Regions from separate parts of the Mus musculus genome. Here region 2 is linked to region 1. Evidence: chromatin loops called from intact Hi-C (ENCODE). Cell type or tissue: gastrocnemius. All regions are shown on one strand. Each heading gives the region's core, and the rest is flanking DNA. Links, peaks and the distances in the headings are about the cores only. Region 1 holds the start of Tarsl2 (threonyl-tRNA synthetase-like 2). Region 2 holds the start of Snrpa1 (small nuclear ribonucleoprotein polypeptide A').

The links. A loop is a pair of places that touch in the nucleus more often than their neighbours do. Peaks named below come from ENCODE experiments on the same cell type or tissue, not always from the same donor. Only the 100,000 strongest peaks of a DNase experiment are listed, where the experiment ranks them.
Region 2: a loop joins it to region 1, with 5 times the contacts of the local background. A loop is called at or near these places in 1 of 42 quality-filtered maps.

What each region holds. Positions count from the first base shown.
Region 1 is chr7:65,641,821-65,648,927 of GRCm38, forward strand. Tarsl2 (threonyl-tRNA synthetase-like 2) reads left to right here and starts at 3,078. Exons shown (of 19, transcript NM_172310.2): 1 at 3,078-3,394; 2 at 4,433-4,501; 3 at 5,658-5,848. The coding sequence starts at 3,125. In gastrocnemius, for the core only: a CTCF peak has its summit at 3,371; DNase peaks (open chromatin) are centred at 2,152 and 3,005; H3K4me3 peaks cover 2,291 bases; H3K27ac peaks cover 1,857 bases.
Region 2 is chr7:66,056,525-66,063,631 of GRCm38, forward strand. It overlaps Snrpa1 (small nuclear ribonucleoprotein polypeptide A'), which reads left to right and starts at 3,812. Exons shown (of 9, transcript NM_021336.4): 1 at 3,812-4,168; 2 at 5,600-5,747. The coding sequence starts at 4,087. In gastrocnemius, for the core only: no CTCF peak of the experiment used is centred there; a DNase peak (open chromatin) is centred at 4,004; H3K4me3 peaks cover 2,531 bases; H3K27ac peaks cover 1,694 bases.

The DNA of each region.
Region 1 (7,107 bases), core at 1,630-5,629:
AAGCTCTTCTCATTCTCATCTCTAGCTCTCCTCTCCCTCCCTTTCCTCTCTCTCCACGTGGCCATGGCCAGCCTCTCTCCTTCTACCTTCTCTCTTTCTCTCTGCCTTTCTACAATAAAGCTCTAAAACAAAAAAAAAAAAAAAAGAAAGAAAAAAAAGAAAAGAAAGAAAAAAAGAGAAAGAAATATATCTACAGAATAAATTCCCAGCAAGAGCCATGTATACAGTAGACCCTCCATTTCTATTCATTCTGTTTCTGTAGGTTCAATGGACCATAGACTGAAAGTATTTAGGAAGAATCACAGCTATACAGCATGTAGTCTTCTCTTCCCACTCCTTCCTACACATCATTACAGTGGACACAGCATCTACACTGTACATCATTAGAGATGATGTAAGGAAGACAGGATGGTGCAGCCAAGTTAAATGCAAGAATTTGGACATGTTATGTAAAGGACTGAAGCACTTATGGGATATCTTTGGGAAATAACTCTTTCCCATTAACCAATTACCTGTGGATATTGGGGGAAAACTACATGCAGTTTTCTTTGATATTGTCATTGGTTTATCTTGCCGGCCCTTTTCTAGAGTTTTTAATCGATAGCTTTCATTCTTTTGTTTTTATCATTGTAAATGTTAGTTCTTATATGTTCTCAGATTCATGCGCTCCTAACGTTTGTAGTATTTTATTCTTCTCATTTAAAATTCTGTACCTCTGCTCCCTCTTGTGGCACTATGGTGTGTGTGCATGTGTGCAGATGTGTGTTGTGTGTGCATGTGTATGTACATGTGTATGTGTGTGTTCATGTGTGTGTGCATGTGTGTGCATGTGTGCAGATATGTGTTGTGTGTGCATGTGTGTATGCATGTATGTGTGCAAGTGTGTGTACGTGTGTGTGCATGTGTGCAGATGTGTGTTGTGCCTGCCTGTGAGTGTGCAGATGCATCTTCCTATGTGTGCATTTGCATGGGGAGGTCAAAGGACAGCCTGGAGTATTATTCCCCAGGAACCCACTACCTTGTAATAAAGCCTTTCACTAAAACCTGGACTCTTCGTTTAGGATAAGCTGGCTGGCCAGCAAGCCCCCAGGGATACACCTGTGTCTATCCATCAGTGCTGGATATCACTTTCTGGTCCTCATGCTTGTAAGGTAAGCACTTCACCACTGAGCTATCCTAGCCTCTCTGTTTCTCTCTTCCCCTTTCTTCTTCCCTTCTGCTTTCTTTCTAGTTTTTTTTTTATCTTGCTATGTAGCCCAGACTAGCTTTAAGCTGATGGCTACCCCCATCCACCACTACCACTGCTTCCACCTCCAGGAGTGCTGTACAGATGTACACCACTGCACCCAGCTGTGCCTCTTCTTCCCACAGAAGAGGTCTTCAATTTCCACATGGAAGACAATGGCATCTCTTGCTGGGAGTGATCTGTGAATCTGATTAACTCCTCAGCTCCTTCCACCTATTCCCCAGAGTTACATTTATCCACCTGTCTGTCCACCTTGCTCACATTACCCAGACTCCATTTCTCAGAGTAATTTCTCACCCTTGAACTATCCCACCCCAAGATAAACCCTATTTTGGAACTCTTATTGCCTCCATTACCTAGATTACATCATGAGACATGTTTGACTAAATGCTACCCTCTGTGCCTTAGTTTCTGCATTATACATGGGTATAATGGTATCATCTCTTTTAATGAAGATTTAAGAAGTGACTATTTCCAAATCGCTTCGTTCATGTCTTGGCACATTCTAGGAACTTAAGAACAGTAAAAGCCAACTTTTGTTCTTGCCACAGGAAGCTTCTTGCTCATGGTTATAAGAGAAACAAAGTCATGTGTGAACTTATTACTGGAGTCTTTAGAGTCAAAGCCTGGCTTCTGGAAGTTTCAACGACATAAGCTCAGCTAACCCTCTGAAACATGCCAATTAAAATGACAGTTAACAATAAAAAGCAGAGAAAGGAGATTTATTCATTGTGGTTACAGTGGGAAGATGAACAGCTACAGGGGTTCAGCCACCTACCCCAAGCCCGTCATTGGGGTGCTAATATGAGGTTTAAGTTTAAGTAGAGGCCAGTGGTGGAGGTGTGGCTCCATCATCGGCTTAGTTCCAGTCTGTCCAGCAATTCCTAGGGCAACTCCTCCCCCAGGGGGCAGCAGGGCTTCAGCCCTTTCCTGCTCCAGGATGAGAGCTTAATTCTTTGCGGACCACTGTTTCCAAAGTCCGATAGCACAAATGTTTCTACTTAAAATAATCTTAAGACAGTTATAAACAGCATTTGCTCTAGACTCAAATAGTGAACAATGTTGTGCTGGCCAGGCTGAAGTTTTTGTAGTGCTCTTCTGTGTGTCCTTGCCAAGTGCCACTGTATTTGCACAGCCTTGGCATGAAGGTCTATTTTCAATGGCCGCTTTTCAGAACCTGTTTGCACAGTGTGGTGACTGCAAGAATTTAAGAGGGGAATGAAAGAAATCCATCAGGCTTTGCTAACGGTTTGGACAATCTGGTCAAGAGACGCACCTCCTCTGGGCTTCAATATCTCAAACTCCAGTTTCATTAGACTGAACACACTTCCAGTAGCACCTGGACATGCCTCCAAACGCTAAAGATGCCCATCCGGTGGTCCCACTCCTGCTGCCTAGGTCCAGAGCGTAGTTCTCAATCCTGCAGTGCACCCAACATTGGCCGTGTTCCTGCCCGTGCTCCCTGCCACACTCCCCTGCCCATTTTCCTTGTTTTATGAAGCATTGCTCAGCCGTCTCATCTTCCCCAGCGATGATGCCGCGCTGTCTCATCGCTTCTCCTCTGAAATGATGCCTACCCTTGCCCCTCCCATCACTCCTGCCCCGCCCTTCATTATCCTATAGCCCGCCCCTCTTCTTTGCCCATCGCCTGGCCTCTGCACAGTTGCCCCGATATGGCCCCGCCTCTTGCCCGTGCATCGCTCCGCCCCATGCAGGGATACCCAGCTCCAGCCCCGCCCCTCTTCCTCCATCGCCCCGCCCCATATAGTGATGCACCCCCACTTCACCCCGCCTCCCGAAGTCCTTCAGCTCCGCCCCGCCCCGTCTCCTTGTCACTCTGGCTGGGCTGGCGGGCTCAGGTGGCACAGGGAAGCTACCATGGCGGCCCAGGCCCTGGCGGCTCAGGCGGTGGCCTCGCGCCTGCAGCGGCAGGAGGAGGACATCCGCTGGCTGTGCGCGGAGGTGCAGCGCCTGAGGGACGAGCAGCTGCGCGGGCCCGAGCGGGGCCAAGCCGAGGGCCCGCGCCTGACACGCGAGGTGGCACAGCTCCAGGCGGAGAACCGCGACCTGCACCAGCGCCTGTGTGGCCTGCGGCTGCGCCTGGCGGAGCAGCGCCGCACCGAGGCCGGGCGAGCGGCGGCGCACGAGGTAACCGGCGGCCCAGGAGTACGCACTCAGCGGGTTCCAATTCTGCACCCGGGTGCGGACAGGGCTGCAGGGTGTGTCCCCGCCCGCGCCCTGCCCACTGCCCACGGCCTGGGGAACCGCTAGGTTTCCACCAACCTCCTAACTGACCAGCTGGTATAATTTCTCAGCTCTTCATTGGACAGACTGCAAACAACATTTTTTCCCTCCAGTAGCAGATCAAACTGAGGTGCATGCCTCTAATCCAGAACTCTGGAGGCTGAGGCAGGAGGATGGCTGAGAATTTAAGGCCCGCCTGGAGTAAATATTGAGAATCAGGTCGGCCAGGGCAATATGAGAAGACGCTGTCTCAAATAAAAACTTTTTAAAAGGCCGCTTCAGTGTTTAAGAGTCACAGTATCCTTGGAGAAGAGGACCTAACAGTTTCTATTCTCTCTGCTGGCTGGTTCTGTGCTATCTGAAGACAGGTTATTTTTACTGTCTTATTTTGGTGGTTTGCTTTGAGGCCTATATGTGATCTGTATATTTAACAGAAGTATTTGATTACAGTATTTTCATGTTTTAGAAGATTATTAAGTAACAAATTAGAAGAATTTTTTTTCTAAGTTCTAAAGGCTTTCTAAAACTGAGGGGTTTTTGGTTTTTGTTTTGTTTGTTTGTTTTGTTTTTGCTCTGGCAACATCTAATGAAATAGTGCAATGAATAAGAGTCTGGTGGCAGCCACAATTTCCAGTGACATTATTTGTTTAAAGTTTAGGGAAGAGTGACAGAGAGACACAGAGACTGTGTGTGTTGCAGGCTATGGGACCCATGGCCTTGTGAATACTGGGCAGTGCTCTATTACTGAGCTACACCCCCAGTTTTAATGTGCTCGGACAGATAGGGCTGAACTCTGAAACCAGATCCCTGAGGGTTATAAGTAGATCCTGGTTCCCACAGCCCAGCCGGGACTCTCCAACCATGGGCCCTGCCGTGAGCTCTCTGGGTTTCCTCCTTCCCCGGGTTTCTCATGTACTGCTCTTGCCTCCCATTATCTTTCAGCCTCCTACCCAAAACCAAGAGAAGGACACAAAGAAGAAGAGGCTGAAGCAGAGTGAGCCTGGCCGGGAGGTAAGTCGCTGCTGTAGAAATGGAATGTTCACTAGTAATCCTGGGTCTGCGGGACGTAGGGTAAGGACATAGTTACTGGTGAAATTGTCTGGACCACACCAGTAACCTCTTAGAGTCAAGTTAGCCACTGGCTCAAGGGCTCTCTACTCTTTTCCTTCTTTCTTTTCTCTTTCTTTTGTTTTAGTTTTTTCTTTTTTTGTTTGTTTGTTTTTTGTTTTTTCTTGAAACAGGCCTTCTCTGTCCCTCTTACCTAAGGTCTTTGAATACTATACCCATGGACATTTCTCTCTCCCACTATTTACAGTGTATCTATGCAATGTTACATGGTGTAGCAAGGCTTTGGCTGTCCTGACACTCTCTCTGTCAACCAGGATGGCCTCAGAGTCACAGAGATCTACCTGCCTTTGCCTCCCAAGGGCTGGGATTAAAGGGTGGGCCACCACCACCCACTTTCTCCACGTTTTTTAAAGGTGAAATAATAGAGTTCTGACGTCATATTTCCTGCTTCTACCAGCAAGGGTTTATAGAGACCCAGCACTTGTTAGGCCCAAAGGAGGAGTACCTAGCCTCAAAGGTACTACTCTGGCTATAGAGGTCAGACAGACTAAGGACAAACAAGTAGAGGTAGACTGAGATATGGCACAGGCAGCCCCCAATGTGCACATACATGTTCTTCACTTGTGGATTTTAAAATCTGAAAACACTTGGGGAAAAATGCCCTGTACTGACTGACTTTTTTGATCATCATTCCCCCCAAACAGTACAGTATAACAGCTATTTTCCGAGCATTGCATTTTGCTTTTTATTAATCTAGAGATGACTTAAAGCATATGGGAGGATGTGAGAAGATGTGCTAAAACTGTGTGACTTTATTAAGGACCTGAGCATCCACGGGGCTCTAGGAATCCAGTTCTCGGGATACCAAGGGTTGTCTATTAAGAAGTGCTACACTGTATATATAATATTGCATAAATATACAGTCAGTGGTGGGAGAGGGATACGTCCATGAGTGTAGTATTCAGAGACACTAGGTAAGAGGGGAAGGGCTGCTGGAGGGGACATCAAGAGAGGGGGAGCATGCGGAGAGGTGAAGTAGGACCCGCTGAGCCAATAGCTCCGTGGGCTGAGTCCTTAACGGTATGCTAATGACTTTCAGGTGAAGCAACCGAATTTTATAAAAGAGAGATTGCAGCTTTTTGAAACATTGAAGACAGATCATCAACTGTTACCTGCTACTCAGGAAAAGAAGAACACAAACAACGTGATTTCAGTGAGGGTGGCTGGTGGGAAGACAGTGCAAGGAGAAAGGTGGAAAACAACACCTTATCAAGTGGCCGCTGGAATTAGGTAAGGCCCGCCCCCTTGCCGACGCCCCGCCCCCGCCAGACGCATGCGCACAAGCATACATACCTGCCCACAGACTCCTTGTTCGTCTATTTTCCTCCCTACCTGTTTGTTTGAAGCACATATACTCCAGCATTAAGTAATTGTGCCAGAGCCCGTTGAAAGGTTTTATTGACACTAAAATATTTTTTCCCTTATTCAGCTGAGTTAAATATAATGACTATTTTCCCCTGACTCCTAAGAAGACAACATTAATTGTATACGGGATCATGATCCCTTCCTAGTTAAAAAGTCCGAATTTTAAAGTTCTAATAAAAATACGTACTAGAGAAAAGAAATCTGTACCCTTTACAGTACTTTATTCATACACTAAGTAATTTCCATACACTAAGTAATTTCCATGCATTTTACAGTTTTTCAAATTGAAAATTGAAAATGTAAGATGACACTGTTATCTGTCATGGTACCTGTCTTTCTTAGGAAATAGAGGCATTAATGAAGTCTTGCTTAGAGGCAGTTTCTTCTTGTCTTATATGCTTTCTGTTGCTGTAATAAGCGTGATTACCAAAAGCCACTTGGGGAGGGAAGGGTTTATCTGGCTTACAGGTTAGGATCCATTGTGAAGGGAAGCCAAGGCAGGAACTCAAGGCATGGAACTGGAGACAGAAAGGAAGCCAAAGATTTACTGGAACCCCTACATCACAAGCCCAGTCTGGAACCCAGAAGACTCACATTTCACAAGGGGCCTACAAACACTGGTCCAAACAAGAATAGCATGACTATGCCAGCCAGTGTTCCCCAAAGGACAAGAATCAAGAAAGCCATGGTTACAGTTGGCCCCAGAGAGCAATCTCTATATAGTTCTTTCCCAGGGGTGAGATCCCTTGGCTACATAACAACAATGTGGTGAAGCACAAAAGAACAATTTTAGGAAGGAATCCAGTGATAGAATAGAGAAAAAGGAAAAAGGTGTGAGGTTCTAAGCATTGAGTATATATTATACTAACAGTGCCAAAAGAAAAAGAATGAAAACCCACGCATAAAGTCAGGTTACAGCTACTGATAAGCCAAGGACTAGCCTTGACTTGAGAGGGGTTCTAAGAGATGGGGTATCGGGGAACAGCAAAACAAACAACCCAAAGTCAAGCCGTGGATCCAAGCTGACGACCTATGTTCTGCTTGAGACAGCTTTACGGATTGGTGTGTCTCTGCGCTCTGCTAGAGACAGCTTTTCAGGCTGATCTCTGTGTTCTGCTTTCTCT
Region 2 (7,107 bases), core at 1,596-5,595, 410 kb after region 1:
AGGATTCTCAGCTAGAGTCACTCTCATAGACTCCCTAGAGCCTCCCCTGTCCCACATCTCTGGCACATCCTAGAAATGCCCTACCCCACCCCACTCAACCCTGATTTTCCTTCACTCTCCCAGCCCTCTCCCTGGCTCTCCCTACACCTGATTCCCATACCCACCTACCCACCCCCATCCCCCTCCTTATCTCCAAAGAATGTTTTTAGATATAAGATGTAGCTAAGATTTATATTTAAAAACTATAAAGAACAAGAATAACCAAAGATATGAGAAAAAGTGAAGCTTGAGTGTTCTTTTATAAAGCATGTATTATTATTAAGACAGTATGATATTATGCCAGTAAACCCATAGAACAGAATGTCTAGTCCAAAAGCTGAGCTTCATGAGTTTGGACACTTGATTTTGACAAGAGTGGCTTTGAAGAGCTAAATAGAAAGAATGGTCTTCGAATATGGTGGTAACTTAATTTTCAGATGGTGCCTCAGTTAGGGTTTTATTGCTGCGACCACAGCAATTCTTATAAAGGACAACATTTAATTGGGGCTGGCTTATAGTTCCACGGGATTAGTTCATTATCACCATGGCAGAAACATGGCAGCATGCAGGCAACATGGTGCTGGAGAAGGAGCTGAGAGTTCTACATCTTGATTTACAGGCAACAGGAGAGTGTGCCATAGTGGGCATAGCTTGAGCACAGGAGATCATAAAGCCTGGCCCTACAGTGACACATGTCCTCCAACAAGGCTACAAGGAAGTGCCAGGGGCAGGCTTGTTAGAGAGAATAACCTGGAAACTGGTCTTGTTTGGGAGTAACCTAGGAGTAATGCTAGATGCTGACTTGTTAGTTAACTCGAGTTCAACCTTAGGTCAGGCTCTCTAAGATGGAGTCTAAACCCAGGATCTGGTCTCTCGATATCAGTGTTGGGTGAGTGGTGTGGTGGTTTGAAGATGCTTGGCCCAGGGAATGGCACTATTAGGAGGTGCAGCCTTATTGGAGGAAGTGTGTCACTGTGAGGGTGGGTTTTGAGACCCTCTTTCTAGCTGCCTGAAGACAGTCATCTCCTTTTTGCCTTTGGAACAAGATGTAGAACTCTCAGTTCCTCCAGCCCCGCGTCTGCCTGGATGCTGCTGTGCTTCCCTGCCCTGATGATAATGGACTGAACTCCTGAACCTGTAAACCAACCCCAATTAAAGGCTGTTCTTTGTAAGTCACCATGCTCATGGCATCATCTCTTCATACCAATGGAAACCATAACTAAGTCAGAAGCTGATATCAGGGACTTGGGAATTGCTGTGATAGGCCTGACACATTTTTGTTTGGAGGAATGTGGATTTGGGGACTTTGGAAGCAGTGAGTTGCATTAAGTGCTCAGTGAGCCATTCCAGGAGGAATATGGAAGACACTGATACTGAGGGTGTTTTCAACTGTGGAGATTGTTCTTATGCTGTTTTGGTGAAGAATGTTGCTGCTTTTTGCCCTTGTCTGAAGAGTCTACCTGAGGCCAGGGGAAAGAGTAAAGAGGCTAAGTAAGGTAAAGGAAGTCTCAGAAAAGCCCAGCATAGACTTTGTCCTCTGGTTTACTCTCACAAAGAGAGTTTTGATCATGTGTAGCAAGCTTAGAAAGGAAAAATACAAAATATATGGTTCAAGTATATTGAAAACTGGCACCATGTAGGGCAATGGAGCTAAATCCTGTGCTCAAGATCAACAGTTTAAGGGAGTAGTAATTTCAGGGCAAGATCCCATCCCAGCTAAATTTATTGTTTATGTGTTTGCAGTTGAACAACAGATAGTTATGCTATTATGACCAGGTTATTGCTTTCATTTGGATATAAGGAGATGTGACTGTGTGTCAAATTGGCATGGGGTGACACAAGCTTTTGGTCTGGATCTTGAGACATAGTCACCATGAAGAGCTTAGGTCCAGGCATGGTGGTGCACACCTTTAATCCTGGCATTCAGGAGACAGAGCCATGCAGATCTCAGAGTTCAAGGTCAGTCTACAGAGCAAGTTTCAGGACAGCCAAGTATTAGGCAGTGGAGTTGAAAACAGAAAGTTGGTGATGATGTAATAGAGGAAGGGGGCCGTGCTCCTGCCCCAGCAGAACTCCGCAGCTTTACCCATGTGGCTCTGCCTTTAGAGTCCAGAATAGAAGGGACTTCTGGTTGGCCCATGATACTGATTAGCTGGAGCAAAGAAATTAGCAGTGACTAAGAAGAGACCAGCATTACTGGAGTGAAATCTTCTGGGAAGTGTGTTCTGAGAGCCCAAAGAAAATGTGTTCCAGAGATAGTCAAGGTTGTACCTCATGCTGCAGCTGGACTTGGTAATGTATAAGAATCACCCAGGTGATGCTAGTTTTGAAGGCACAAAGGGATTACGAACAGCAGCTGAGGCTTGGCACTGTGAGAGGCCAGGGATGGTCACTGGTGAAGGTGTAGCCTCAGTTGGAGTTGATGGCCCAGGGCTGAAGGGGTCACCACTACATAAACTCACTCCAATAATCCTAGCACATGAAGATGGAGGCAGGAGAGTGAGCTGTTCAAGTTCCTTCTCAGGTCAGTCATTCCATGACTCAGCAGGTAAGAGAGTGTGTACAGCTCTTTCAGAGGACCAGAGTTCAGATCCCAGCAACCACGTGTAACCCCGACTTCAGAGTATCTGGCACCTCTGGCCTTTGTGGGTATCTGCACTCATGTGCCCAAAACCACAGAGATATAACAAATAATTTCTAAAAGTATTTTTAAGAGTGTTTTCTGCTCATGCTGAGGACCAGGGGTTGACTTCTAGCACACATGTCCAAAGGATCACAACGGCCAGCTCCAGGGAATTTTAGGCTGAAGCCTCCCCTGCACCTATACACAGGTGGGCATGTACATTAATTAGTAAGCTATGATTTAAAAAAAATACGCATATGATTTCGTGCATTTAAGGCTTGGCACTGTGAGAGGCCAGGGATGGTCACTAGTGAAGGTGCAGCCTCAGTTGGAGTTGATGGCCTAGGGCTGAAGGGGTCATCACGTATACACAGGTGGGCATGTACATTAATTAGTAAGCTATGATTTAAAAAAATATGCACATGATTTTGTGCATTTAAGCCTTTGGAGACAGAGGCCAAGGCTCTGCAGGTATATTGTATTCACTGTGGGGCACTCATCACATGGCAATTTCTGATATGTGTATTCCCCTGCACTTCGTATGAATTTTTTTGGTGTTGTTTGTTTGCTTGAGATAGAGTTTCTCTGTGTATCCCTGGTTGTTCTGGAACTGGCTCTGTAGGCGAGGATGGCCTCTATCTCCGAGATCCACCTCCTTCTGTCTCCAAACTGCTAGGATTAAAGGCATTCTCCATCACAGCTAGTCAATATGAATATCACTTATGGTTTATTTTATTTGTGTGTGTGTGTGTGTGTTTGCGGTTGCCGGTGTCTGAGGAGGCTAGAAATGGACGGCAAATCCCCTGAGGCTGAAGTTACAAGCAGTTGTCAGGTGTCCAGACGGATATTGGAATGCCAACTCAAGTCCGTTACAAAAGTTGCAAGTGCTCTTAACCTCTAAGCCACCTGACCAGCGCTTTGGTATGAACACCTAAATGTCTACAGGCTACAAGTTCACCCTCAAGCTTTAAGGTGACTGTACCAGGTCAGAAGGGTTCTGTTTTAAGGCAATCCAGCCTACGGGTCCTGCCCCTTACCTGCGGAAGCCCAAGTTAGACATTTAGGAACTTGACTTTCAGGAGACTTCACAGTCTCCGCCCCTTGTTGGGTGGAGAAGGGAGAGTAGTCCCAACTACCCCTCCCTTGAGGTTCACTGACGTGAGACAGAGCATCCCTCGCGTGTTCTTATCTTTTGGATTAAAAAAACTGGAATCTGGGCTCCCCACACTCCCAGGCACGCTCAAGCCCAGAACCCAGAAGCAAAGACACGGGGGCTACGTCTTCGATTGCTTTAGCCTGGCGGTCGAGCTGCGCGGGGATACGATTGGTGCTGTCTGGCGGCGAGGCGCGGTGCACTGTGGGACACGGCACTGGCGGGAGGCGCAGGCTGGTGTCGGAGGTGAGGGTCCGCGGGCTGCGACAGGATGGTGAAGCTGACGGCGGAGCTGATCGAGCAGGCGGCGCAGTACACAAATGCCGTACGGGACCGTGAACTGGACCTCCGGGGTGAGTTAGACGGAGCGCGGGCTGTGTTCCGGCCCCGGCGCGTGGCTGCGGGAAACCAGCCCCGCCGCGTGCGCAGAGGCTGGAGCCTGGCCCGTGGGCCTCCACCCGGGCTGGGCGCCTCCGATCCACCGTCCCGCAGGGCCCTTTGGGGCTGTTTGTTACCGGCGTTCCGGCTAGCAAACACGGCGCCTCGATTCCTTCCCCGGACCGTACTCACTAGGCATTGCCCCGCTCATCGAGCAGCTTTAACTGTTGGAGGACTAGGAAAATAGAAAACGCTACGGACAGGCCGGCTGCTGGCTGGTGTTTTTTGTTTGTTTGTTTGTTTGTTTGTTTGTTTGTTTTTTAGCAAAAGCGTTAATGTGGCACCTGAGGGTAGGGTGGATATGTACCAGAGTTACCTTAATTGCCCCAATAATTCCGGTTTGGTTTTGTTCATTTGTTTTTGAGACAACGTCTCGTGTATTCCGAGCTGACTTCAAACCGTTATATAGTTAAGGTTTATCTCGAACTTCGGACCCTCTTGCCTCCACTTCCTGGGAGCTGGGTTTAAATGCCTGCACCACGTTTATATGGTGCTTTGGATGAGCCCAGGGTTTCATGTCTGTCAGGAAAGCACTCGCGCTACTGAGCCAGACCCGCAGCCCCGGATAATTTGGTGTTTTCAAGATTGAGCTGTTTGACCGTGGCATAATGGTCACTTCTGTGTGTGGGGTGGCGGAACTCACCTGTTCAGTTCTGACAGAAGTAGCACTTGATTTTTAAAACATAGAACTGAGAGGTAATCGTTAACTATTCAGGAGATGGCTTTGGAAGGGGTTAAGATTATAAGACTGTGACCAGAGGCAATCAAAGTCTCGGGGGCGCTGTGCACTGCCATTTTTGAAAGTTTCTTCCTGCCTATGGGAAATCCTAGTGTTCTTTGTGTTTGTTGAATGAAATTAACTTTCTTGGAGAAAAGTCCGGTTCAGGAGCATCTGGGTCCTTTCACTGTCTTGGCACAGTTTTGATGTCTGCTGTCTCTCTGAAAACCGTGCAGTCTGGAGAATGCTTATTCTGCTACCATATCTTTTATTGCACTCCTTCACAGCTGGGTTGTGTCCTTCCTTATAGTACCTAGCTCAGTGACGAATGTGAATACCTCATAGACGTTCTTAATAAACCATGGGCACCAATACTAGTAAATATGCCCATCTGTTCTTCCTCTTGCCTTCAGCCTCTTCAGTTTTACTTCAAGCTTTGTAGCACTAAGGCCTCCACTTAACCCTTTCGTCATTTACCTTATTTTTGTTCAGTGCACGGCATGGTGCTAGTGCCTGGTTAATACTTCCCGAATGGGAGCGCTGAGTCAAATTCCATCACATACTCCTGCGATTTTCAGGACTTTTCATTTATATTAATATTTGTTGTATGTATGTTTTCCCTCTACAGGATATAAAATTCCGGTTATTGAGAATCTGGGTGCCACCTTAGACCAGTTTGATGCTATTGATTTTTCTGACAATGAGATCCGGAAACTGGACGGTTTCCCTTTGTTGAGAAGACTGAAAACATTATTAGTGAACAACAACAGAATTTGGTGAGTGACTGCTAGTGAGAATACTTTCTTCCCTTAAGTAAGTGTTCTAATGTACCCTGAAGATAATGGGGTTTTGGTTGTTGTTTTGTTTTGTTTTAATGTATATTAGTTTTTTGCTTGCAGGTACCACACACCCTCCTAGTGCCTCTGGAGGCCAGAGGAGGGCCTTGGCTTCTCTGGAGCTAGGTTTACAGATAGTCCTGAGCTGCTCCAGCTGTAGGAATAGAATCTGGGTCCTCTGGAAGATCAGCCAGGGCTCTAAGTTGCTGAGCCACCACTCCAGCCTGCCCATGTGTCTTAAAGGGAGAAATGAATAGAGCCCTTTTCCTAAGAGGTTGGAGATTAACTTGGGCATTGGCCTGACCTTACTTGCTACTCTTCAGAAATCTTTAATATTCGTAACTGACATTAAACTTTGAATTTGAAGCATTGTGCTATGTCAACAAATCAGATTTTAGAGTAGTCATCAATAGCATCATAATTAAAAAGATTTATAAAGGCCATGTGTAGTGGTATCTGCCTTTAATCCTAACACTCTGGAGTCTGAGGCAGGCTGATCTCTGAGTTCAAGGACAGCCTTGTTGACAGCAAATTCCAGCCAGGGCTACATAGTGAGACCCTGTCACAGTAAAAATCTTTTTATGAAATAAAGTTACTTTTCACTGAGTACCTATACCTCATCCACTATGCTGGTTTTGGTTTTTGTAGTTGGTTTCTACAATATAATTCTGTGAAATTAAGATCATATTTGTTTGTATGAGTGGGGTTTCTCTGTGAGCCCTGGCTGTCCTGGAACTCACTCTGTAGACCAGGCTGGCCTCAAACTCAGAGATCTGCCTCCCTTTGCCTTCTGAGTGCTAGGATCAAAGGCGTGCACTACCACCACCCTGATGGCAAAGCTTTCATTAAGAAAAGGACCATTGGCTGGAGATAGGACTCTAGTTAACAGCACTGGCTGCTGCTTTTCCAAGACCAGCGTGGCAGCTTGAAACTCTAGTTCCAGGGAATTCAAGGCCCTTTTCTGACTTCCACAGGAGCCAAGCACGTAGTTGCTATGCGGCATAAGTGCATACACCCATACACATAAAAGCACTGAGTAGTGTTTTTAGGGAGAAGCCACTTTCATGATTAAACATTTTCTCTGATGAATGTCTTACCCCAGTTCTCTAAATCCAAAATTATTGGGTTTTGAGTTTTCTGAACAAGAAATTGTAAATTGGCTAAGTAGTTTTTTCCTACCCCGGAGTCTCACCTTCCCTTGGGTTGCACTAGACTACTCGGCAGTGAAAAGCTCAGAAGGCATGGGTTTCTGAGGTCATCCCATCCCTGTCACTGACCCTGTGCCTCAGACAAGACTCCC